3 separate regions of the Mus musculus genome follow, and all the other regions are linked to region 3. A link is a loop called in an ENCODE intact Hi-C map of the cell type or tissue named here. Cell type or tissue: heart. All regions are shown on one strand. Links, peaks and the distances in the headings refer to the core of each region. The heading gives the core; the rest is flanking DNA.

What was found. Hi-C counts contacts between places; a loop is a spot of excess contacts. Peaks named below come from ENCODE experiments on the same cell type or tissue, not always from the same donor. Only the 100,000 strongest peaks of a DNase experiment are listed, where the experiment ranks them.
Region 1: a loop joins it to region 3, with 2.5 times the contacts of the local background. A loop is called at or near these places in 2 of 42 quality-filtered maps.
Region 2: a loop joins it to region 3, with 2.2 times the contacts of the local background. A loop is called at or near these places in 2 of 42 quality-filtered maps.

What each region holds. Positions count from the first base shown.
Region 1 is chr15:95,832,887-95,840,943 of GRCm38, reverse strand. All of the region lies in intron 1 of Ano6 (anoctamin 6), which reads right to left. Among named protein-coding and RNA genes, the nearest start is that of Gm17546, 6.8 kb to the right of the region's middle. In heart, for the core only: a CTCF peak has its summit at 4,095; DNase peaks (open chromatin) are centred at 4,653 and 4,763; H3K4me3 peaks cover 668 bases; H3K27ac peaks cover 2,917 bases.
Region 2 is chr15:96,127,091-96,135,147 of GRCm38, reverse strand. It overlaps Gm38469, which reads left to right. Exons shown (of 3, transcript XM_011245785.3): 3 at 1-331. Among named protein-coding and RNA genes, the nearest start is that of 2610037D02Rik, 67 kb to the left of the region's middle. In heart, for the core only: a CTCF peak has its summit at 4,757 (motif pointing right); no DNase peak of the experiment used is centred there.
Region 3 is chr15:96,280,971-96,289,027 of GRCm38, reverse strand. Gm38469 reads left to right here and starts at 1,630. Exons shown (of 3, transcript XM_011245785.3): 1 at 1,630-3,012. The coding sequence starts at 1,775. The coding sequence ends at 2,518. It overlaps Arid2 (AT rich interactive domain 2 (ARID, RFX-like)), which reads right to left and starts at 1,506. Exons shown (of 21, transcript NM_175251.4): 1 at 1,242-1,506; 2 at 1,041-1,134. The coding sequence starts at 1,333. In heart, for the core only: CTCF peaks have their summits at 2,220 and 4,999; DNase peaks (open chromatin) are centred at 2,277, 3,387 and 4,787; H3K4me3 peaks cover 4,505 bases; H3K27ac peaks cover 3,095 bases.

The DNA of each region.
Region 1 (8,057 bases), core at 1,852-6,851, 450 kb after region 3:
ACTAGAGGACATCATGTTAAGTGAGATTAGCCAGGCACAGAAAGGCAGCCTGCATGCTTTTTTTTTTTTTTTTTTACTTCTATGCAGTAGTAGAGATGCTGGACTCATGGAAATAGAGCAAAATTGTGGTTGCCAGAGACTCCAAAATGTATCCTAGTGAGGGCTGTTAGTAGGCACAGGGTCACCATCAGATAAGGTTTTCCAATGTTCCACAGCACAGTGCAAAAACAATACCAATCTGACTGTCCCCAACATAAACAACAACATACCAGCTATGCTGACCTGACTGTGTGTGTACCTGTGTACACATGTGTGTGGGTCACCCTGTTTCCCATAAGAATGCAAGTACAATGTCAATTAAAAGTTTAAAAAGAATTCAACGAGAGAGTAAAAGCGTCTTGAGAAAAGCAGTTAAATCCATCTATCCTGAGATAGACCCTCAGGGCCTAGCCTGAGATAGACCCTCAGGGCCTAGCCTGAGATAGACCCTCAGGGCCCAGCCAAGGTCTTTGTATACGACTCTAATTGATCTCTAATAAAGGATCAATGGCAAAAAAGCTGAATCAATGGCAAGAAGCGGAATCCTTTACAGTCATAAAGCTAAAGAGACTCTAAGTCTTTCCTGCGATTGACTTTGCAGATGATATTTATGCATCCATATGATAATAGTCTCTCGCACACAAATCTATTCAGAGAAAAGAGTGAAAGGAAAACGGAAGGGGTCACTGAAGAGAGCAGGCATAGACAGGAGACAAAGTTAACGTGTAAAACGGGGCTGAGGGAGCTGAGAGGTGGCTCAGTCAGTAAGCACAAGGATATGAGCCTGGATCCCTAGAGGCTACTTGAAAGGACAAGGACTTGTGGCACTTATCTGTAACCTGAGGGCTGGGGGGAGGAGGGGCAGGGGGACAGAGAGGCAGACTCTTCTCAGAAGCCATCCAACCTAGCTTATCAGTGATAGACCTGGTCCAAAACAAAACAAAACAAAACAAAAACCACCAGGGTGGAGAGATAGAGGAAGGTACCTAACCTCTGGCCCCCACAAGCACACACACCCACATGGCACATGCACATAGCCACAGGAGCAAATACACACACACACACACACACACACACACACACACACACATGTGCACACGTGCACAAGTCCAAACATTCAAACAAGAAAGACGGAGAAATCATACTACAACCACCCACTACACATGCGTTACACTTAGAGAAATACAAAGTGTGTGTGACTGAAACTATTCAAATGACACATGACATATGTATTATTCACATGAGAGGCCAAAGCTTTTAAATTCAGACTCCATTTCAGAGACCCTGACCTGAATTTTGAACTCATGTAAACTAACAGGCTGGTACCTAGCTTTAGTGTCCAAGTTGCCCCTCCCCCTGCCTTCCCCCCCCCCACCCCCACGAAACCCGAGCTTAGCTCCAGTCTCTAGGCTAATCCCCAACAAGACCAGCATCTCCAGGTTACACCATCAACAAGACCAGCATCTCCAGGTTATTCCCCCAACAAACCTGCCTAATGACCACCAATGCAGAGGGGAGCAGAAATTACATTTATGATATGACTCCCAGCACCAGCCAATCATGTTAAAGGCTACAGTAGCTTTTCCAATCATATGCTTGCACACCCACTCCTGCTTGCCGCTTACTATAAAGCCTTGCCCCACAGACATTCGGGGCTCCCCCACTACCAAAACCATCCTGCATGATGGCAATGCATTGAGGGGGCCCTGAGTTAGCTTAAATAGAATAAAGACCCTACTGTGAGTTGGATCAGACCGGCTCCTGTCTATTTGGGGGAGAGGGGATCACTAGCATTTCCCTGGCACCACACACACACACACACCTTGGAGAGCTATGCTGAGGCAAGGCTCCTCAACCTTTCTACCACCTTTGAGCAAGGAGATCTCACTGCGAAGGAGAAATGGGTATGAACAATGATTGACAGGAGAGGGTCAGCTGATCAGGCATACTGGATTTTTTTTTTTTTTTTGTTCTGTTTCTTTTGTCTTGTTTTTCTTTCCCTGAGTTCTGCAAATACTTGAGAGTCTGAGTTGCTTTTTGGCCTCCCGTCCCTAAAATAATGGTTCCCAAATGTCAGTGCAAGAATCAAATAAATAACCACCGCTTGCTAAACTCTCAGAATAATCCGTGCAGTTTGCCAAGGAGAGTCTGGGCTGACAACTGGGCTAGGGGTGGCTCTGCTGTAAAGATCAACCTGTGCAACCCTGCCCTAGGAAAGATATCTCTGGTTTTCAGGTCACAGGGTAAAGGACTTCACAACCCAGCTTTCCCCTCAGTCACTGTACTGACCGCGGTGACCTCTACTGGGTTAATGATCAAACCATCCAGGCAAAACCACAAAGACAGACCATGCCCACTGCCTTCCGTCTCAACTGAGAAAAGTAACTTAGAGAAAAGAATCTACAGATAGGGCGATTATCCCCACATACAGAGCCCTCACAGGAAGGAAAGTTCCTGGCAGGTGCTACCGGGGATGTCTCCACTGCCAGAGGACAAAGGGAAAACTCACCCCTCAACTATTAGCTTTCTTAGTTTCCCAATTGAAATAAACTTCATCCGGGTACTGAGAACATGAATCCAGTGTGCTTAGCCATCAGCTAACAATGCCCAAGGCGGGGAGGGTGGGGGGAACCTTCAGAATATTTAACCTTTTACAAGTTCCTGATTCCTGAACCATGGGTTGCCATTTTAGTTAAAACTTGAAGGGTTTTTGGAATCAGTGCATTGAGTAATATGAGGAAAACTTTAATTTCATGTTTTCTTCTGTCAACTACAGTAGGTCTCTGCTCCCTGTGCTAATGTTCAATTACAGAGCACCTTAATTTCCTTAAATAAAATAAGCCTGGTGAATAAAGAGAGACTTGCACTCATCTGCTTCATGTCCTTGGTCTTAAGGCAGGGAGGAGAGAGGCTCGGAGAGAGTGGGCATGTTTGCAGAGCTGGGGCTCAATCTAGGAACGGCCCAGAGCCTCCACTCACCTCTCCTCCCAATTCAACAGAGCCCTAGCCAGTGAAATGGAGTCAGGGCCTGCACAGAAGTGTGATTGCATGCCTGCTCAGCAGCAGTCCCAGCTTGTTTCTGTGAGACACTCCTTCAGTGAGTCTTCAACTACCAGGACATAAACCAACAAGGGCAGAGGACATGGGGACCTGTGCTTGAAAGACAACACACAGGCACTTAGCAACTGGCTTAGGCACTGGAGAAGTCCCATCCTAAATGAGGAAGGGCCAGAGGCAAGTTTATTTCAACCACACAGGTTCTTCTAGAACTGAAGGCCAAGGTGGGGCAGAGGGCAGAAGGATAAGCCAAATTCCACTAAAAATCAGTTATCTCTTGTTTTAAATCCTGGGACTATTTAACATATCACCTCTCCCTCTTTGTCTCAGTTAATATTCCTCCCCCCTCCCCCCTCTCTCTTTCCCACCCTGGTGGGTTGTTGGGGGGGGGGGGATGTGACAGGGGATGGGATGGGACAGATAAGACAGTCCAAGATGTCTACCAAGCTCTCCAACTGCTTCTGTTTTCTCATAGAAATCTAACATGAGTCCTCCATCCTTGGAAGGGTTAGAGAGTCCACGCTAAGGGCAGGAAGAAGCCTGCACAAGTGCCTAGAGCCCACACACACACAGCCCACCTCCTCCCTCTCTTCTTCGCCTCTTGTACTCTGGTTGAAGTATTTCATAAATAGCTGGAGCTGAGGGCAATAAAGAGCTAAAAATACCAGCACTGAGGGTTTCTAACAGCAAACGGTGCAGCCAAGTCACGGTGAAGGAAGCCTGGAACTGCAGGGGGAATCAGCAAAATTCTCTAGATAAAAGTCGGGGTTCGGGGGTTGGAGGGGACGCCAATGGAGGGAGGAACGAACACATCTTCAGACTGGTCATCTGAGACAAATGCATCCACACGAGAACAAAAGACATTACCAAAAAGAGACACAAAGCAAGAAGCATTTGGAGGACCAAAAAGAAAAAAAAAAAAAACTATGAAAACTCAAACTGCGGCAGAAATTAAAGTCACCAGCAGGCTTGAGCCATCCAATTCCGGGTATGCTCATTAAGTTGGATCAAGAGATCAAAGAGCAATCGTGCAAAGTGTGGGAGCCAATATCAGATGACAGAAGTATTCACAAGCTGAGATAGAGAAAGAAAAAAAAATCCCAGCATATAACACTTTTTTTTTCTTTCTAGAATTAAAGGCTATTTTGCTCCCCAAATTAAACTTTCTCCCCCCCCCCCAAAAAAAGTGGTCAGGCGTGGTGGTGCACACCTTTAATCCCAGCACTTGGGAGGCAGGCCGATTGCTGGGAGTTCAAGGACAGCATGGTCTATATGGGGGTCTCACCCTGTGGTCCTCAGCCCCTTTGGGGTCTGACTGACCCTTTCCCAGGGTAGAGTATCAGATATTTACATTACAATTTTAACTGTAGCAACAAGAGAGTCATGAAGTAGCAACAAAAATGATGTCTGGCTGGGGGGTCAGCACAACATGAGGAATATATGAAAAGGTCACAGCCCTGGGAAGCGTGGGAACCATTGGTCTACATAGTCAGTGAGTTCCAGGTCAGCCAAGGACAACAGTTAAAAAAAGAAAAGGAAAGGCCGGCCAGAGCGAAGGATCTGCTAATGTTTCCACATGTTAACAGGATCTAAATCAGGACTCAAAAAGAAAAGCCCACAAAATCCCAGAGGAAAGGGTTTATATACAGAAGATCAGAGTCTGATGCATAGAACTTGTCAAGAACTAGCTGGAGAAACATCCTTGAGTGCAAGGTCATCAGTTAAAATCCAGGAAGAGGAAGGCATTTTCAGACGTGTCTCTTCCATCTCTGCAACTCCAGCCTTCCTCTGTGAGGCCCTGGGAAATGTGTCCATGGAACACTCAACCAACAGGAAAGACAACACATAGCAAGGCCCTCCTACAAGACAGAGCCTAAAGGAGCTGGCAGGAAGGTGCTAAGTGGAAACCATTCTCTGCCCTGAGAGCAATGGAAGGTTCCAGAGGCTCTTCCTCCAAAGATGACCTTGACAGAATCCCTGTGTGGCTGGTTATATCGAAGAGAGATTTACAACTGGTATAGAATTTGAGGTTGAATTATTCATAACTATATCAAAGATTAACAATGAAAAAAAAGTCAATATTGGCCGTGCAACCTAACCATGAGAGGCAAAAGTAAATCAAACTATATTAAACGGTTCATCTGTGGAGAAGATTCCACAGTTGCAATAAAGTAAACACTGGATATTGATCTCATCCAAATTACAGTACAATTACAATATGATTACAGCTGGCAAAAAAATGAGAACTGAGAAGCAAGGGGCAGGAGGGGATGAAAGCAAACTAAATGCTGGCACCAAAGGATGGTGCCTAAACCTGAGAAACAGATAAGTTACAGTGTCAGTGTGTGGATTAGAAAGGCACACCTGATACCCCCTGACAGCTCACAACTGCCTGTAACTCTAATTCTAGGGGAAGCAGATGCCCTCTTTTGTCCTTCAGGACACAGTACACATAAACTCATGTAGGTATATACATATTCACACACAGAACAAATAAACAAACACGTTTTTACAAAAAGGAAGAAAGAGTTCATTGGTAGAGCACTTGACAAGCAGACGTACACTCTGGGGTCAATCATCAAGCCTAAGAAAATAAAGAGAGAGAGAGTGCATGCTCACTTCAAACATCTCATGAGAGCCAGTACCTACAATATGCCGGACCCTACGCTACATGCAAAAGATGTATCAGTGTACCAACCATAAGATGTTCCTTTGTGGGAACTCACTCTGCTTAGAGAAAAGAAGGACATTAACAGGTTGCTATGTCAGACTATATCTCAGGTAACTATTTGGGGCAGGGTGGGGAAAGGAACGACATCTGAAACCTGAAAGAATGGGACAGAAGTTGACTGTGGGGAAAAAGAAAAGCTTTAGGGGAGGAGGGGAGACCGATGGTGCAATCGCAGAAAAGGTTTGGGTGTGCTCACGACAATGCCTTGGGGTCAGTCACCAAGACTGAAAGAACATAAAAGAGAAAAGAGGCCACCCTCAAATACACCTCTCAATACCCAGCCAATATGACCCCAAAGGAAGGCAGAGAAGAGGAACAAGCTGAAGTAGAGGAATCCAGATGGACTCCAATGAAACGCATTCTGCGAGGCAGACAAGAGCAGAGTACCCCAGCATCACAGAGCTGCCTGATGCAAGAGTGGGCATCGCACACCAGCCAGTAGACTACTGTTGGGGGCAGCTAACAAGGTTGACTGAAGTGGAGACAGAGAAGACAAAGTCAAGATCATTTTGAAAGGAGAACTCAGGTTCTGGAAGGAATGAAGGTACCAAAAGAGTACACATGGTGGGACCCATGGCTCCAGCTGCACATGTAACAGAGGATGGCATCAGTGGAAGGGGAGGCCCTTGGACCTGTGAAGGGTTGATGCCCCAGTGAAGGGGAATGCTAGGGCGATCGGGGGGGGGGCACCCTCACAGAAGCAGAGGGAAGGCGATGGGATGGGGGTTTGAGGAGTGGAAACTGGGAAAGGGAATAACATTTGAAATGTAAATAAATAAGATATCCAAAAAGAAAAAAGAAAAAGATATCAAAGGAGAAACCCGGACCGGTTCCCACCTCATGTAGGTAGTATTTCAACTCTGGAGATGGGGAGGAGGTAACACTGTCCGTCCACAGACAGAGAAGGTACCAGAATAGGAGGCAGGATAGAGTCAGGGACACATGAAGCAAATCTAGACTTCGTTCTTGGAGAAGCAGGCAAATGGAGTGTTTGAAGCTCAAAACAGTTCAAAAGTGTTATATCAAAGCCCTGGGCACAGAAGAATATGCAGAGAAAATGGGGCGCAAAACCATAGCAGGAAAAAAAAAATAAAGTCACCATTCCAACATCCTACAAAGAAGGAAATGCTATCAAAGGACCAGAAAATAGACAGCAGGAACTGGGAAGACAAATTGGGAAGTAATTACAAGAAGGAAGTGAGCCCTGAGTGAGTTTCAAGGAAGTAGCATCCATCCAATCCAAGTAGCATTCCCAAGCTAGGGAAATAAAGCATTGTAGAAAAGAGACAGAAGAAAACCCCGGGATTCCACTCACGGGCCACTGTGACTCGCTGTGCAGGGGCACAGGACTCTGTCTCAGAGTGCTCATCTAGAACACGGGACACAGGAGAGGTGGGGTTCTCAAACCCCAGTTCTCAACGATGAAGCACAAACCACCGACCATTTTGCTCATCCTCCTCCGATGACCTAAGGATCCCGAATAGTGACCCTCAAGGACGTCCCATCCCGCCAAGCTTAGTAAGAGGTCTCCTGGAGAGCAACCAGGAAACCCTGGGACCCACCTGTGAACCAAAAAAGGCTCTGATGGGCAAGCTTCCCACGCTGGAAGCAGACAATGTCCTGGCAGAGAAAACAAGGTTTGTGAGCACGGGGCAGAACTGTTTTATCCGGCTGCTGTGTTTTTCTAGCTCAGGGCCTGTGGGAAGAAAGGAATGCAATGAAGCTAGAATGTCTCATTTGGCTGATGCAGAGACACAGGAGAGGTGGGGTTCTCAAATCCCAGTTCTCAACGATGAAGCACAGATCACCAACCATTTTGCTCATCCAATTCCTCCAAATCAAACACATCTGAGAATAAAATCACAAATTTCTAAACCCATGACTTTAAACCACAGGTGGTCCTTTTAAAATATGCAACTGGCACAGACCGAACCCATTCACGGACCATAAGGCTTCGCTGCACATATACATCCTGGGTCGATCACTGCAGTCAAGTTCATTAGCACATATACCACCTCCCACCCTGCTGGGCACCGCACCCCTAGAACTCACTCACCTCAACTTTAAGAACCAGCTGATGGTACCTGCCCATTCCCCCTCCTCCAGGGCCTGACAACCACGGTTCAGCGCTCTGCTTCAGTGAGTTTGACATTTTCAGATTCCACATATAAACAGTATTTGGCTTTCCTTTCTGCCTTATTTATTTAGCACAATGTCCTTCAGACTCATA
Region 2 (8,057 bases), core at 1,852-6,851, 150 kb after region 3:
TATAGTCTGTTGTCCTTCACTGTGTTTAATACGTCAAATGTCTGACGGTAGTGGCCAAGTGAATGGCCACTTGCTGCTGCAGTTGTCATCTGCAGCCATTGCAACTTAAAAATCGACAGAGCTTATAAACTGCAAATACTGATATAACCGTGTTTAGCAACATAAACATTTGTATCAATTATGTGGAAAAATGCAAAAAAAAGGGTTGAAGGTAATGTGTCAATATGTAACAGTTGTGCGTGCTTGGGTTATAGACATTTTTCTTTAAAAAAAAACTTTTTCTTAGTAATCGTTTTAAGTTTTCCAAATAAATTAAAAATATATAAATGAATGCTCTTGAAGGTTTTATTTTATTTTATTTGTGTGTATGTGTGTGTTTTAAATTACTGGCGTTGTTCATCAACTTCAGAGTCACCAGAGAAATCAGACGTAATAAACTTTTTACTTTATTTATTTAGTTAGCATATGATGGGCGCATGTGTAGGGTGTTCATGGAAGTCAGAGGCAATCTTGTGGAATCAGTGCTCTCCTACCACGTGTCTCCCAGGGACAGAATCCGGCCCTCGGGCTTGGTGGTGAGCTCTTTATCTCCTGAATCATCCAGGAGGGCCCTGATAGAATGAGTTTTGTAGCTACAATATTTTAAAGTTCGAATTTGTTATAAATAACAAATAAGTAAATAACGCGTGCTAGGAAGAATAATGGCCTGTCTGAGAAGCTCGTGCCTCAGTCCCCAGCGCTTGTCACGATGCTAAGTCTCCCAGCAAAGCGAAGATGTTTCAGATGGAATTGGCGTTCCTAGCTGGGTTTTTAGGTGCCAGGACAACAAAGATCCTGTTATATTTGGATGTACCATGCCCCTCTTTTGATAGATTAGTTATGACTAACACTTGGCCTGCAGCTGGTCATGCTGGTTTGGAAAGTGTGAATTGCTGGGACATGGCGACTCCACTGGCTTGCAAAGGTCACCAAGGGTCAGCCTGGATGGATATCTGGTTCCCGTCAGGGTCTCTGCTTACTGATTGGTGCTTTGTGAGAAGCCACGAATAAAGATAGAACCACCGCAGGCTGGCCTACTATAGCTGTTGGAGGATTGCATACTCTAAGCTCTACACAAACAAGCCCCTCCTCCCTCAGGATAATAAACACGGGTCCTTATAAGTGGAAGATGAAACCTACCGAGAAAACCAGAGAGATTCAGTGGGGTGAAAAGAGTGTGATCCAATATGGTTGGCTATGAAGACTGAGAATACATCCAGAAGCCAAGGACCGTGAGTGCCTGTGGATGATAAGACCGCCAAGAGACTGACACCTCCCTTTTAGCCTGGCGAGGACTATTTTGGATTTTTGACCCTAAGCATTATATAAGGTCTGTGGATTTTTACTGCCTCCATGTGGTGTGTGTGTGTATGTGTGTGTGTGTTTGTTTGCATGTGCACATATATAAGGGTGTACACACATGCCACAGTACACATGAAGGTCATAGGAGAACCTTGGGTGCCCTCACAGAATGCCTCATTGTACACAGGGTCATTTGTCACCACTGTGTAAACCAGGCGAGCTGGTACTCGAGTTTCCCATCTTGCCATAGGAGACTGGGATCACAACCGTGCCCCACCTCGCTTGGCCTTATGTGGGCTCTGCCAATCCAAACTCAGATTCTCATGCTTGAGCAACAACAAATTTCCCGGCGGTTCATCTCTCCAGACTCTTTTGTGTTGTTTTAACCACGACATTCCTCCCTCCATTTTAAAAATATTTACTTTTTAAATTTTATGCTCTTGAAGGTTTTTTTTTCTCTTTCTTTTCGTCTACATGTATATATGTGTAACATGTGTGTGCTTGCTACCACAGAGTCCAGAAGGGAGCACCATATCCCCTAGAAGTGGAGTTAGGGACTATTGTAAGCTACTATTTATTTGGATGCTGGGAACTAAACCTGGGTCCTCTGTAAGTGCAGTTAGTAACCTTAACCACTGAGCCATCTCCCCAGCCACTAGACCACTAAGTTTACAGTAATTCATTATAGCAGCGAAAGGAAATGCACACAAGCCATGATGCCATTTTAGTTCCAGTGAGGGCCCAAGCCATCCTTACATCTACACTTGGTCCCCCATTTTATTACCTGGATCATCTTCTGCCCTCGAAAAGACTTACTGATGCTGGCCCCTGCTCTTCGTGCTTGGAGGGGTTGTCACAATTTCTTGGCCATGTGCCAGCCTTTTCCTGAAGTAAGACATCCATCCTTAAGTTACTCCTGTCAGATCAAAGCTGTGCCTAGTACAGCTGCCTCTAGTACAGTGTTGGCACCACACCCTTAGCCTTCCTCTGCCTGCCTGTGTTTCTGCAAGCTTGGAGCTAAGCCCAGAATTGCTGTACATAGGCACTGGAAACACTGTATTACATCAGGGGGGAATAAAAGGATCCTTCAGTGGAGTTGGTCCCCAATAGCATGTGTCCTATTTGGTACTTCTGAGGAGTACCAAGAGCTTGTCACTCCCAGAAACGGATTTTAAAGGCTGCTGTGAAGAGAGACAGGATTGTGTGGAAGGGAGTGGTATGCACTGTTGGAGCAGTTGGTGTCCACACAACACAACAGTGCTCACTCTATTTTCTCAGTCGAAGAATGCAAGACTTGGGAAGATCAATAAACTAGAACGCAGAAGAGCGAGAGTCCAGATCTACATTCTTACTGTGTGACCCAGAGGAGAACCCTGAATCGTCGGGCTGGTTTTGTCTTTTCTCTGCCAGCTTCTGCCTCAATAAGGCTGCCCTGATCTGGGGGCTGATGTTTTCACAGGGGTAGGTAGGAAGGCCTGGGTGCCTGTTTGTAATGGATCGGTGTTGTAGAGGCCTGAGCAGGCTGGCCTTGTCACTGAAGGATGTCTACTCTGAACCAGAGAAGGCAGCTGTCCATCTGTCCATCCATCACCCTCCCACTCCCCACCCCTTTGCCTCCCCTTGGGAGAGAGGCAGAAAGTTGGAAATAAAGGTTTCTACTGAGCGGGTGCAGAACACCAGCCTGTCCCTTAGTGGCTGAAAACCTTTCTTGAGTTTCTCATTCCTTCAACATTTGAACAAAGCCTTGTGGCTTTGGGAGATTCAGGAGGCTGTTAGGTCTCAAACCTGGGACAAATGGTTGAGGTCACTAGTTAACATATCAAAGTGGACCTGGCCAACAGGTCCTCCCAGAATCCCTCAGTCCCTACCTATTACAGGCCCTCCTGGCTGGCATACCCTGTCTTCTAGTCTGAACTCTCCAGCCCAGGGGGCTGGGCTTTTGTTCCCTATATAATCCAACTGTTTTGGATACCTGCCCTCTTTGTACTGTGGGCCTCTTGGCTGCTGCACCTGGTGTTTTGCTCTTCCCCTCTTCCTCCCCCTCCCATCTCCCTTCCCCTCCTCCATCCCCAGAAGGCACAGCTCAGGGTCATGTCCTCTTTTATGTGTCATAAACCTCTTCCACCATTTCTCTCCCTCTCCCTCTTTCTCTTTCTTTCTTCCTCTTCATTCAGAGGCTACCCTTAGTGTTCCCTGTGGTACCTGCCTGTTTCCCAGTCATTTACCAGGGCGCAGTGTCCTGATGAGTTTGTCTACCTTGTATAGAACACCATACTTATTTTTCATTTGTCAGAATAAAATCTGCTAAGTTTAGGGTTTCTTGCCTAAAAATTCCCTAGTTAAAAGGGACTGCTGGTCAAATACATAGCAACTTAGGCTCTTTCCAAGTGGTTTTTGTTTTTTGTTTTTTTTTATTGTTGTTGTTTGTTGTTTTCATTTTCTCTCCTTATTTTTATCATTTGCATGGCCAGCTTGCTTCTACTCCTGGGTTAGAGAGTATGCTGGTGGGAGGGGAAGGGAGAGGTATGCACATCAGAATCATGCAGAGGAATTTTTTTTTAAAACTATGTCTCTTTTTCATCTCTTGTCCTCTGCTCACAACAATGTTCCCAACCAGTCATTGGTCTCTGGGGTGCCTGGTAGGAAACTTCCTAACAATCTGGGCTTCCGTTTATAAGAAGCCAAGACAGGGTAGCTGATTTGGCGAAGTCATGGGGATCTGAGAATGTTAGAGATGGAGAGAAAAAGAATATAAACATTTTAATTCCAACTGGTAGGAAAAAAAAACCTACCAAACCCCAAGCACCCTCATTTCCCATCGCCATTTAAAGCGTGCACAATGGGAAGGGCAGAATGCATGCAGCCATCTTGTGTTTTGTTCTTACGTTCCTGTTCTTTTGGTTCCGTAATTGGAGAAACAATAGTGAAGTCTACATTTCCCCTTTAAATTCTTGGCATTCCCAGAGGAGGTGTCTGAGGACTGCCTCGTGTGTGTGTGTGTGTGTGTGTGTGTGTGTGTGTGTGTGCGTGTGTGTGTGTATAGGAGGGGGGAGAGGGTGGAGAGCGTGGAGAGGGGGGAGGTGTGGTGGAGGTGAGCACATGACACTGTGCTAAGCAGGGGCCCAGGGAGCGGCCCCCATCCCAGCAGGTCCAGTGTAAAGGCCCTAATGTGGCGTGGAAACATGGAAAATTTTGCACCTCCAGCTTTTTTTTTTTTAATATGACAAATTTCAATCCCAAATTAGGTGACTTGATCAAATTGAGCGGTCAGTGACAGTGTGCCTCTGTGATTGGTTTTTAGTCCATCCTTTATTTGTTTCAATTTTAATTACTACGAGCAGGCACTTGGTCAAAAACTTAGATCACTTAAAGGAACTTGTGAGGAAAAGTGATGGCTTTCATCCTTATCCTGAAGAGGGCAGCTCAGGATCTTTGGAAAATTCCACCAGGCACCCATTCCCTCCTGGAGGAGAGAGGGTGATTAAGCCCCTAAAGACCAATCAGTTTAAAGGGCGCACTGTTCTGCCAATCATATTGTGCCTAGTTGCTGATGCTCTGTTCTGCCCCTGGAAAATGTATAAAAACTCGCTGACCAGGCCACTCAGGGTCACAGCTTCTCCTTCCGGTGCAGGATGACCTCAGTGTGCTGGAACAATAAATTCCTCTTGCTTTTGCATCCATCCCCAGCTCCGAGTGGTTCACTCAGAGGGTTCCGATAGCTGAGGCTAGTCAGAGTCTTACCATCCCACCTGGCTTCCGACTTTCATGGATGATTTCCCAACTCAGGACTGTGCTTACCCCTTTTCTCAGTTCACTGCTCCTGAACAACCCTATCAGCTCACCACTGTGAGGGGCAAGGGCTGCCTCACCCATTTCACTCTCAGCCACCAAGCCACCCACTGTGTGCTTCCTTCTCTGCCTAGCCTCTGTTGCTCCTGACCTTATGTCTTCTGTTTGCCAACAAAGGGTAGAAGTCGGACTACCAAATGAAGAGTTGGTGTGCCAGATTTGGGCTCCCAGTATGAGAAAACTTTCTCCAAAGATGGATGTGGGATTCCACGGAGATGCTGGGCTCTGCAAGTGTCTACCAGGGAGAGCTGGGAGAGCTGGTCACTCACCCATGTCACCACAGAAAAGTAAATGTCCTTTAAATTATTTACCGTGAAGGTTTTAGCTTGTGTTAAATCAGTGCTACATCTCACAGGTAAATGAAGTATCCGAGACCATGTGTTCTCAACTAGGGTAACCTTATTTCCAATGAGATGAAAATTGACTGTGAGGTGAACACACACACACACACACACACACACACACACACAAAGACCCACTACGATAAATATAATGACTTGTGGATCTCCACAGGGCCAGAGCTCATAAGCAAATCTATAGTGTATCTGTGTTAGTAAGTGTTCACTGTAGGTAGGAATAGTGAGACATCTGAACAGGCCAAGGAAAGACCAGTCCTGGAGCCCCAGTTAAAAAATGCTTTGCTAAATTCTACATAAAGGCACAAGGTCCTCATATTGCTCAATACCCCTCCTTTGACAAGTCTTCTCTGGTCCTCTTTCCCTTTTATTCCAACGAGCTATGAGATGCTCATCTGGTCCAGTGACCTGCTCTGCAGTTGTGTTAAGCCTGGCAAATAGGGAGGGTGGTGGTAAGTTTGTATTTGTAGCCATTTCCGGCATTTCCAGCACTGAATAGCTAGTAAGTTACAGATCTCCAGAGACAAAGAGCCTGTGGGACTTACGGCTCATACAACTGTACAGGCCGAGAAATTGCACAGTATGCTGTTTGCAAAGTTCAAAACTGGGAATAAAATTTATTCTGAGGCCAGAGGCCTAAGAACTGGGTTGGGGCTTGCCGGACACAAGAACCTGGAGCTCTGGTGTGTTAGGCAGAAAAGACAGGTGTTCTGGCTCTGGAAGACAGCCTGAAGAGAGTCCTTCCTCTGTCTTTTGAATTTGCCCATGTGTTTGCTATAAAGGATGTTGGTGGAGCCGATCTTTACTGAGAACGCCGGCCTATTCTAGAAACACGCACACAGACACCATTCATATTTTATAACTATCTTGAGCCCTGTCAAGTTGAAACATAGCTGAAGGTCCACCTCTGCCAACCTGTCATATACAAGCATTTTTAAAAATTGTACTTAATCTTCAAATAAGGCAGTGGGTCATAATTTGACCTAAAATGATAACATTGACCCCGGGTATATTCAATAATACATTTTTTTATCCTAGAAGATGAAATAAATCTTTGGCTAACATTGCTCTTTCTCCTTAATATCCCATAATTTAATACTATGACATAAAATTAATAATATTTTAGTACTATATAAATACATCTATGTTGCATGACACAGGAATAAGAGAAGGAGAAGAAAAACATTTGCTTTATTTGATATAGTATATATGTGTGTATACACATGCATCTACAAACACACCGACATGTTTGTCACAACATAGGGAGGAAATATTCATGACTGTTACAGTCCTGTCTTATGTAACTGGTCATGTGGTGTAGCTGACATTTGTAGTATCTTCTTCATCTACCCCTTCAGTGTTTGCCCTTTGCCTTCTGCAAGCACCTCAACTGTTCAGGACTCTCTCCCTGGTAGTGACCCAGGCCTTCATACCGGAAGGGTTTGAGTCATCCATTGCCCTTTCTAGATTGGGTGATTGTTGTTTTCCATTGATCCGAGTCACAGAGTATGGTAACACTGGGAGAATCTCCAAGGAGCTCTCATGGGACATACCTTTTCTTACATCCACTGTGGGGTAGTAGTCTAGTTATCCCTAGTAAACTGCATCAATCACCTCCTCCAGCATTTTAATTCCCTTATTTGCCATTTGACTCTGAAGTAGGAGGAGTTCCAGGGGCTGGGTACCAACTTCGTCCTCCAGCTGAGTGGAACCATCATTGTATCTCTTGGTAGAAACACATCTCTTTCTCTTTTTTGGAGCTAAGGGTGCTTGGCTTATACCAGAGCATAAAGTGTTGGGAATGGTAAGCAAAGGTCTTGCCAGTAGGTCACCAAGGGTGATGGTGAATGGTGCCAGGTGGTCTTTTTCTATCTCTTAGTGCTTTAGGTCAATACATTCTGGATATGAGTGAAACAACTCTATTACTTGGATACTTTTGGCCATAGACTGGCATGCATAGCCTCTAGGGAACCACACCCCATCTTTGGAAGGTGTTGCCCCTTGCTGACACTGTGACCAAGTCTCCAAAAGTCCCCTTGTCTATCAACCAGATGCTTTGGGACTGTGGGGAACACAAGCCTAGTGGATTCCATGATCACAGACATATTGCTATTCTTTGCATGTGATATGCGTTTCTGGGTTAGAAGTGATACCGTGGGGAATACTGTGACGATAGATATTAAGGTTTCTCTAAGTCTATAGATGGTACTTTCATCAGAAGCCTTGCATTCAGAGAAGGCAAATCCAGATCCACAGTAAATATCAGTTCTAGCAGGGACATGACGCTGCCTTCCCCACACTAGAACTATAATTAGCGTGATAGAATCTACCTGTTGCTAGGAACTGGTATGTTACCCCAGATAATGGCTCAGTCAGTCTCTGATGCTGGCTAACTAGGACCTCATGCTGCTAATAGAGTTGTCGACCTGGGAAGTTAAAGCCCACGTTGCTGACTCCATGCATAAACTCCTTTCCTGACACTATAGCTAATTCACTCATGAGCTCACGGGC
Region 3 (8,057 bases), core at 1,891-6,890:
CAAAGTGCCCAATCCAAGAAAAACCTACCCTAACCTGGAAGCTAAATGCCCCTTCTGCAGAGATCTGTAGACACCTAAGGAGCAGTGGGTGTCTGGGGTCGACCCACGAGAGTTACTAAGCCAGGGCTGCTTGAATCACTATGTTTTCATCAGAGAGCCCTGTATTTAGCAGCACTTGTTTTGTTTTGGGGGGGGGTTGGTGGGTTTGTTTTGTTTTTGAAGCCCGGACAATAACCAATCGCAAGTCCCTCTGTCGCCCCCTTTTAAATCTCAACGCGGTCCGTTTGCAGTAAAGAAAAAAAAAAAAAAAAGTTCAAAAGGATCAATACTGCTCCGGACAGCGACGTCCGCGAGCTCTGGGGGGGCCGGGGCCGGGGCCGACTCCGATCCCTCTCCCAGATCTATCCATCTCCATAGGCCCTTCTTTGAGGCCTACAGCTTCTGCCTAGCCTTGAAGCCTAAGATGGCTATTTGCAGACAGGTCCTGCTTTCTTTTGTTAGCTGTAGAAAGCCAGGGCGAGCGGGCCGAGGCTGTGCCCCCGGCCGCCGGGATCATTTCGCAGCCGATTATCGATGTTAAACCTGCCCGCGCTAATTTTGAGTTGCACGAAAACTGCTCAGAGTCTGTGTGTCTCTGTGTCTCCGCCTGTGCTAGAGCGGCAGCGGCGGCGGCGGCAGCGCTGACTCGCGGGCGGGCGGGCGGGCCGCGGGCTCGGCGGGCGGCGGGCGAGCACTCCACTCGCCCGCGCTCCCCGCCGCGCCGCTCAGACCCCGCGGGGCCGGCCGGACACCGGGCAGGGCGCTCCCCGCCGCCGGGCCGCACCGCCCGCCCAAGCCCCGCGCCCGCCGCGCGCACGCGAGCCACCAGGCCGAAAACAGCCCCGCCGCCGGCCGCCTCCGTGGGCCACCGGCTGCGAGCGCCGAGAACGCCGTGTGTCCCGCCGATCGCCCCCCCGACCCCGGGCGCCTGCTCCCGGGTCGGAGCAGACTTTTCCGAGCAGGCCAGCGAGAGGGAAATACAAATTAAAACTTCCACTCACCTTCGCGAATCCGCCTAAAGTAGTGACTCTGGTGTAGAGCCCGTGAAGATCCAGCTCCTTCCCACCCACCGCAGGGATCTTCTTAAACGGCGACCTGCGGGCGACAGAAAGCCCCGCACTTGTCACCGGGACCCCGCGCCCGCGGCGGGCCCCCGTTCGCCCCGGCTCGCCCCGGCGCTGCCCCCCCGGTCCTGCTCTCACCCTCTGCTGTGGTGGAACTGCCGCAGCTCGTCCAGGAAAGCCAGTCCCTTCCTCCGCTCGTCCGGAGGCGCCTTCCCCGTCGAGTTTGCCATTATTTTGCCAAAGGAGGTCTCCCGAAAAAACCCAGATCGCGGTTCAAACGCGGCCCCCGCTCCCCGCGCTCCCTACCAGCGCCCGGAGCCCATTCCTCGGCCGGCGGTGGCGGGGCTCAGTCATGGGCCGGCGGTGGCGGCGGCGGCGGCGGCGGCGGCGGCGGCGGCGGCGCAGGGAGGGAGGAGGGAGGGGGAGGAGGCGAGGAGGAGGGGAAGGAGGGAGCGGGAGGCCAGGGGGAGCGCAGGGCCGGAGGGAGGGGAATTTCTAAAAAAGTTTAAAGAAACGGGAGCGAAACTAGAGGGGCAGGCGACGGGCGGCCGGGCGCGGAGCCGCGGGGCGAGCGCGGCCCCCACCCTGCCTCGCCGCCTCCCGCGGCCCGGCTCTGGGCCGCCTCTCAGCGCCGCCGGCCCTGGCGGCTCGGCCCGGGGACGCGATTCAACATGGTGCTGCGGCCGGGGGGCGCACGAGCCGACCGGGGGCCGGGCGAGCCGAGGCGAGGGGCCCGGGCGGCCGCAGGCCTGGGAGTTGCGGCGGCGGCGGCGGCGGCGGCGGCGCGGCGGGGCCGGGGCAGGCGGGGCCGCGTGGGGAGGGGGAGGTCTGTGTGGTGGCTTGTGGAGAGCGGGGTGACAGCGTGGATCCGGGCCGCGGCTCCGCGGGGCCCTCGCACACATTCACGCGCGGCGGCGGCGGCGGCGGCCCGGGCGTCCCCGGGCACAGGCTCCGGCGGCAGCCGAGCCGCTGCGCGCCGCCCGCCGGCCTGCCTGCCTGCCCGCCAGCCTCCCGTTCTCTGCTGCCGCCGCCACGGCCGGGCCGCCAGCGCCGCACAGCGCCCCCCGAGGGCCGGCCGCGGCACTGCGCCTGGCTCCACACGGTCGCGGCGGCTCCTCGCGGGGAACAATAGACTCGGCTCGCCCGGCTTAGGGTTCATCTGCAATGTGCAGCACATTTCACACGCACACAAAGCGGGCGGAAAGGGGGGCGGCGCGGGGAAACGGCCACTACCGGTTGTTCCGGGCTTAGGGGTGGAGGCGATGTTCGCGTCCCCGGCGGCGCCCGCCGGGCCTCCGGCCACACTGAGAAGCAGGCTCGCTCGGCGCAGCCCCGGCGGCCGCGGACGAGTCCGCTCGCCCCCTCTGGAGACGTTGCTAGCGGGAGGCGTTGGCCTCCGGGCTTCATCGTGCTAGCACGAAGCCCGCCGAGCACATGGTCCATGATGGGGCCGTAAACTCACTTTGACAAACTGTAGGATCGAATAGGCTGGAAACTGCCTGCCCTACTTTTGTGGAGCTAGAGTAAGGCTTTTCACTCGTCCTCCCTTTTTTGGTCGGTTTGGTGCACCGAACCCGGAGGTACGCAAACGGTAATCGCGCCTGTTGGGAAATAACCTCCCAACTTTGAGAATAACACTGCTTAGGTCTTTTTTTGCACTAGTATCTGAAAAAGAGGGCAAAATGTTTTTCCCTTTCAGTTTAAAAAAAAAGAAAATGTGTACATAGGGAATTCAAAATTTGTATCTTTTTTTTTTTTTAGTACCACTTAAATTTGCATTTACCCGGGTGTTGGAGCCCTCCCCGGTCTGCAAATGTGGAGAGCCTCATGCTTCTCCTTTGGTCTACTAGGATTCCCATTTTAGAGACAGCCACCAGTGGCAAAGTCACTAGCCCAAGGTCACAAGCTGGTAAGAGTCTGGATGGGTTTATTTCAGGTAGTCTTTCCGATGGGAGCACCTATCGGGTGACGGGGAGGAGTATATTAAAAAAAGAGAGAATTATGTAATAGAGCGGAGCGTGCTTCCGGTACTCACTCTAGGAAACGGGTTTATTTCCCAAGTAAAGTTTATGTCTTCAGTGGGGTCGGGATAAGGTGTGGCTAGCAAATTCCTGACACCCGAGGACCAGTGAGTGCCTCGCAAGCCTGTGAGGGGCGGAGACCCTGGCCGAGGAGGAGGAGGAGAAGCCGGCCGGGCCCGAGGCGAGGCGAGGCGCGCTGGTGGGGAGAGCCGGGCTGGGCCAGCGGCCGCCCCTTCCCCCGCCGCCTCAAGGGCAGCGGCGAGCCGGGCTGGCCGGGCTGTGCGGATTCCCTGCGCTCCGCACTTGCGCACGGCCCCTTGCGTAACCGTCAGCGCCGGGGATTCCCTAGAGGGGGGTCACTCTCTGCAACCATTACACACAGCCGAGCTCCGGCCGCCGCGCCTCACAAAATGGCGGCGCCCATGGATCCGCCGGGCGGCCGCTCCCCGGGCCCCATCTTGTGCGCGAGGCGAGAGACCCGTCACCGTGGAATACCTCCGCCGAGGATGCAGCGGACCCGGGGGGGAAGCCCGCGTGGGGTGTGGGGGGGGGGGAAGGACCGCGTTGCCAAGGACGTCGGCGACTCCTGGCCCGGCGCGCCCTGTCCTCTTCCGTCTTCTCCGAGCGAGGCCGCGCGCCACGGGAAGGGTAGCTGAAGGCAGAGGCGGGGTGGGCTGGACTGGACTCGCGGCGGGGTGACCGCGGGCCCCGGATCCGGAGGGACGAGGACCGGGAGGGCCCGCCGCCGTCGTCGTGCGCGCTCGCCCGCGGGGACCGCGGAGGGCCTTCCGGCTCCAGGACCGCGGCGGAATCGGCGATGCCCGCGGTGGCGGCCCAAGGCGACCCGGCGGACGGGCCCTGCAGCCGCGGGCGCCGTGGGGACGGAGGCGGCACGAGCCCTGACTTTTAAAGTCGTCGGAGCCCAACCTGGGACTACTGTACGTTGTTGATGTCTCTAGGTGGACGTCGGAGCGTCCTTCCACCCCACTCCTGCGCCGCCGGGCAGGCAGGCAGGCGGACTGGCCTGCTTGGCTTTGATTGTCAGGTCCAGGAGCAGAGTGGAGGGATGACATGTCGGCCCTTTACAAGGGGGAGGCTGACACTCGGAAGGCAGCGAATGCTACGAGTGTGTGTCTATCCACACACGTACTTAGTAGCAATTTTGGTTTTCAGAGAAAGTGTCAAAGGCTTGGAGGGAATCTAACCTTTTAAAGCTTTTCCAGGAATTTTTTAGGGTTGCTTTCTGTAGAAGAGGTGTAATCCTCAAAACGGAAGTCTACTGATGGATAGAATTTAAATTCTTAACACTTTGACTAGTCTCTGTTTAGTGAATACAAACCTAAAAGTTGATGTTATCGGATGGATCACAGAGCAGTTCAATTTTCCTGAAATCAGCGCGGGGGGGGGGGGAGGGAATAGGAGACCAAAAGCAGCCATCTGGTTATTTGCTTGGAAAGGAAAACTTAAGGGCAGAGGGGAGTTTATCTGGGTTTCTGTGTCATCTTCCAGTTGCATTAGCCATTGTGCTTGTGTGGTTCTGTGGTGACTCGTTGAGATACTATGATGGCACCTGCATATTTCCGTCTGAGCACTGAACAGTCGCCTTCTGCACATTCCACAGCCCATCTTCTGCCCCGCCCTGTGAGTGCTGCTGGCCCATGGAACACAACATAGTTCCTGGTCCGGTGTGTTCCTACTGATGGCTACCATATTTGATAAGTTTAGCTACGACTGCTCAGTCTTTATCCCTCGCAAGGATGCCGTCTGTGTCTTAGCACTCACCCAAGCCGCAGGAGAATATTTTTATGCTTTTGTACTGAAGTAACCCCGGTGGGTAGTATCACATTTCTTATTACCATAATACATTCCCAATAGTGGGCAGCATAGAGCAGGTGGAGCCTACACAAGGCGTGTTAGAGATGTGCTGACAGTTTTACAATAGGTATTCTCTAACTAATTTGATGTAAAGTACAATATAGCTCAGAGCTTTCAAGCATTAATGAAAAGCATTCCCTTAAACATTAAAGCGAGAGTGAACATTGTCCAAACCTCAGTACAGCTTACTGTTCTGATGAGAAATGCGACAAAGACTTTATGCTAGGAGAAATGTCTATCTTTTTTTAGTAGTGACTGCAAGTCCAAGTCAGAGATTCCTGCTGTGTAGATCTTTGTCCCATACCATCTGTCTGCTTCATCACGAATTATAAAAGTTCCTTTTCAAAAAAGCATGTCAAAAAAAATTAAAAAAAAAAAACCCACCCAATTTCAAATTATTCATGTCAGGCATGGGATTTCAAGGAGCAAATTAACTTAGGTGAAGACTGGGCACGTCAGCTCAATTTGAGATTTTGGGTTACTGTAAGGTCTACAGAAATGATTTGGTTGGTTGAAGACTTTTGTAGTTAAATTGGCATTTCTTTGAAGATGACGTTAAGAACTCTTAGTGAGCTGAGAGAATGCTTTTGTGGCTTGCTGCTTTTGTTGGGATCTGCTGCGGTTGTACCTGTGTGCCAACTTGTCTCTCTGAAAATTTGATCACAACTTCGAATAACAGAGGTGTCCTTTCCCTTCTGGTGGTGAGTCTTGGCAGAATGAATAACGTTTTTTTTAAAGGAAAGGAGGAAAAGAGCTATTCTGCAGAGTAGGACAGCGCTAATGTAGACAGGCGCTCTCGGCTCTTCAGTTGCCAGCTTTCCAGGTGATTTGACACAAAAGGATCTGGTAAGCTGCGGGACATTTTTCTCATTTTCACTAAATATTAGAAGTTAGTCTGTAGATGAGAACAGTGCAATTTTATTTAAAAATAAATGATCGCTTTCAATTTGAAAAAAAAATGATTTAACCAGAATATTAAATCGTATGCATTTATAATAATACACCCTGGAGGTAGCATCCCCATGGGTTTTGGCAGAGGGCATTGGCCTTAGATGTTTAAGTCACTTTTCTAGTCCTGAGATTTTTCAGATAGTTTAATGGAATACATTTATGCATTCTTAATTATTTCTTTTTTGGTCACTGAAACTACTTATTATACATTTAGCATTTTAATACTTTGTTTATTCTGTTTAATAACATCTACATTTGGGAGGGCATATATACTAAGCCAAGCAGCTATTTATTGTCAGTGTTGATTACAAACCCACTAAGTAAATAGCGGTCGAATGCCTGCCTTGGTCAAGAGGTGGAGAAGGAAGAAGAGTCTGACCGGCCAGAAATCAGTGTTGCAGCCGTGGAGGCTATCATGAAATAGTTACACAATAGGATTCTTAGTTTTCAGTACTTAACCAGAATCTTTTAACATAGAGTTACATTTGAAATTCAATTTCAGGCAGGGTTGTAGCTCTCGGCTGAAATCTCAGCCTTGGTTACTGTGACAGGATTGTGAGTTCCGTGATAGCCAGAGCTACAATTGTGAGACCCTGTCACAGACAAGGTAAATCAGTTATTTTGGGGGACAATTAGATATAATTCTGTATAAAATAGCATCGTGGCATCATATCAACAGAGGGATCACAGGGTTAGTGATTACTCAAAGTGTAATGTTCATAATAAGCACTTAAATCATAGTCTCTGAAAACGCAGATCCATGGGTCTAATAATTAACTTTATTTAAGGGAGCGGCAAGCAGGGGAATGTTCAGTGACTGTTGTACACACACACACACACACACACACACACACTGAGCATTGTTTTGATGGAGTTTTATCTTCTGTTTCAATTTTTTGGTACATTGACTCCCTTCTACATTGCACTTTGCTATTAATTTAAAAAATTAAATCCAAAGACATATTAATTTTGTGTTTAATGCAGACTTAATTTTTGACTAGCTGTAAAGCTTAAGGAATTGGCAATCATGTTGGCAAGACAATAAAACAGGAATTAAGCTGAAGTGCAGAGCTGTGTAATAGGATTCATGGAGCGCTGTAGTTTTTCTTTGACTACATGAGTTAGAGTGATAGTGACTTATAATTGAATCTTTTTAACTCTTCTGTTTCTCAAAGACCTTGATTATCTGTTTTTCTCTAGCATCAGAATGGAAGCTTAGTGGCGTATACTGTAAACAGAAATTCAGATTTCATAGTATTGTAAGATAGTTTTAAAGCAAACTCCCTTTTATTATCAATATTGATCACGATAGCAGGTAGTGTTGTGTTTTATAAAAAGAAGGAGAAGCCAGGGATGTGTTTGGTGGAGGCGTTGTAAGATGTGGAGGAAGGCCATGCCTCTGCGGGCCTTTGCTGAGGCATTCCTTTCCCTCTGAGGTACCAGTCACAGGACGGGATAATATAGAATAGAGTTTATTTAGGGCATGGAAAGTTGAGAGGAAGGGAGAAGAGGTGTAGAAGCCAACCTTGAGCACGTGGAGGGGGAAGTGAATGGGGAGAGGGGAAGAGGATAAGAGAGCAGGAACAAGAGAAGAAAGAGCAAGAGAGAGGAGGGGGCAAGCAGTCAGGCACACTTGGCTGTTGCTAAGTAACCGTGGGCGGAGCCTAGACTAAATGCCAACAGGTAGCATTGGTAATTAGTGATGGGTTGTTTGTAGCATCTGTTTCCTTGAACCCCATTTAAAGGCATTTCTTACTCAGATATTGGGGTTAACAAGAGGTTGGGTGATGCCCCCTTGCTTTGAGACTTCACTCTATTCCCATGGAAGCGGCTGTGCCTTAAACACTGCCATTTGCCAAGCCCGGTGTTGTCTGCTCCGTTGAGCTGAGGCCACAGAACTAGTAACACCGTCGGGTCGGGTTGGATAGTAACAGGGCCATGGCCACAGCCATGGGGTTGGCTTGGATTTACTACGCCTGGGCTCCTTCCCTCCCTCCCCAGCTCTGTTCTGTGTGGGTTTCTACAGTGTCTTCGGAGCTAACCGTGTCTAAGTTGGAGGTGTCCTCCAGCCTTGGGAAGCAAGGTGTGGTCATTCAGAGGGCACTGT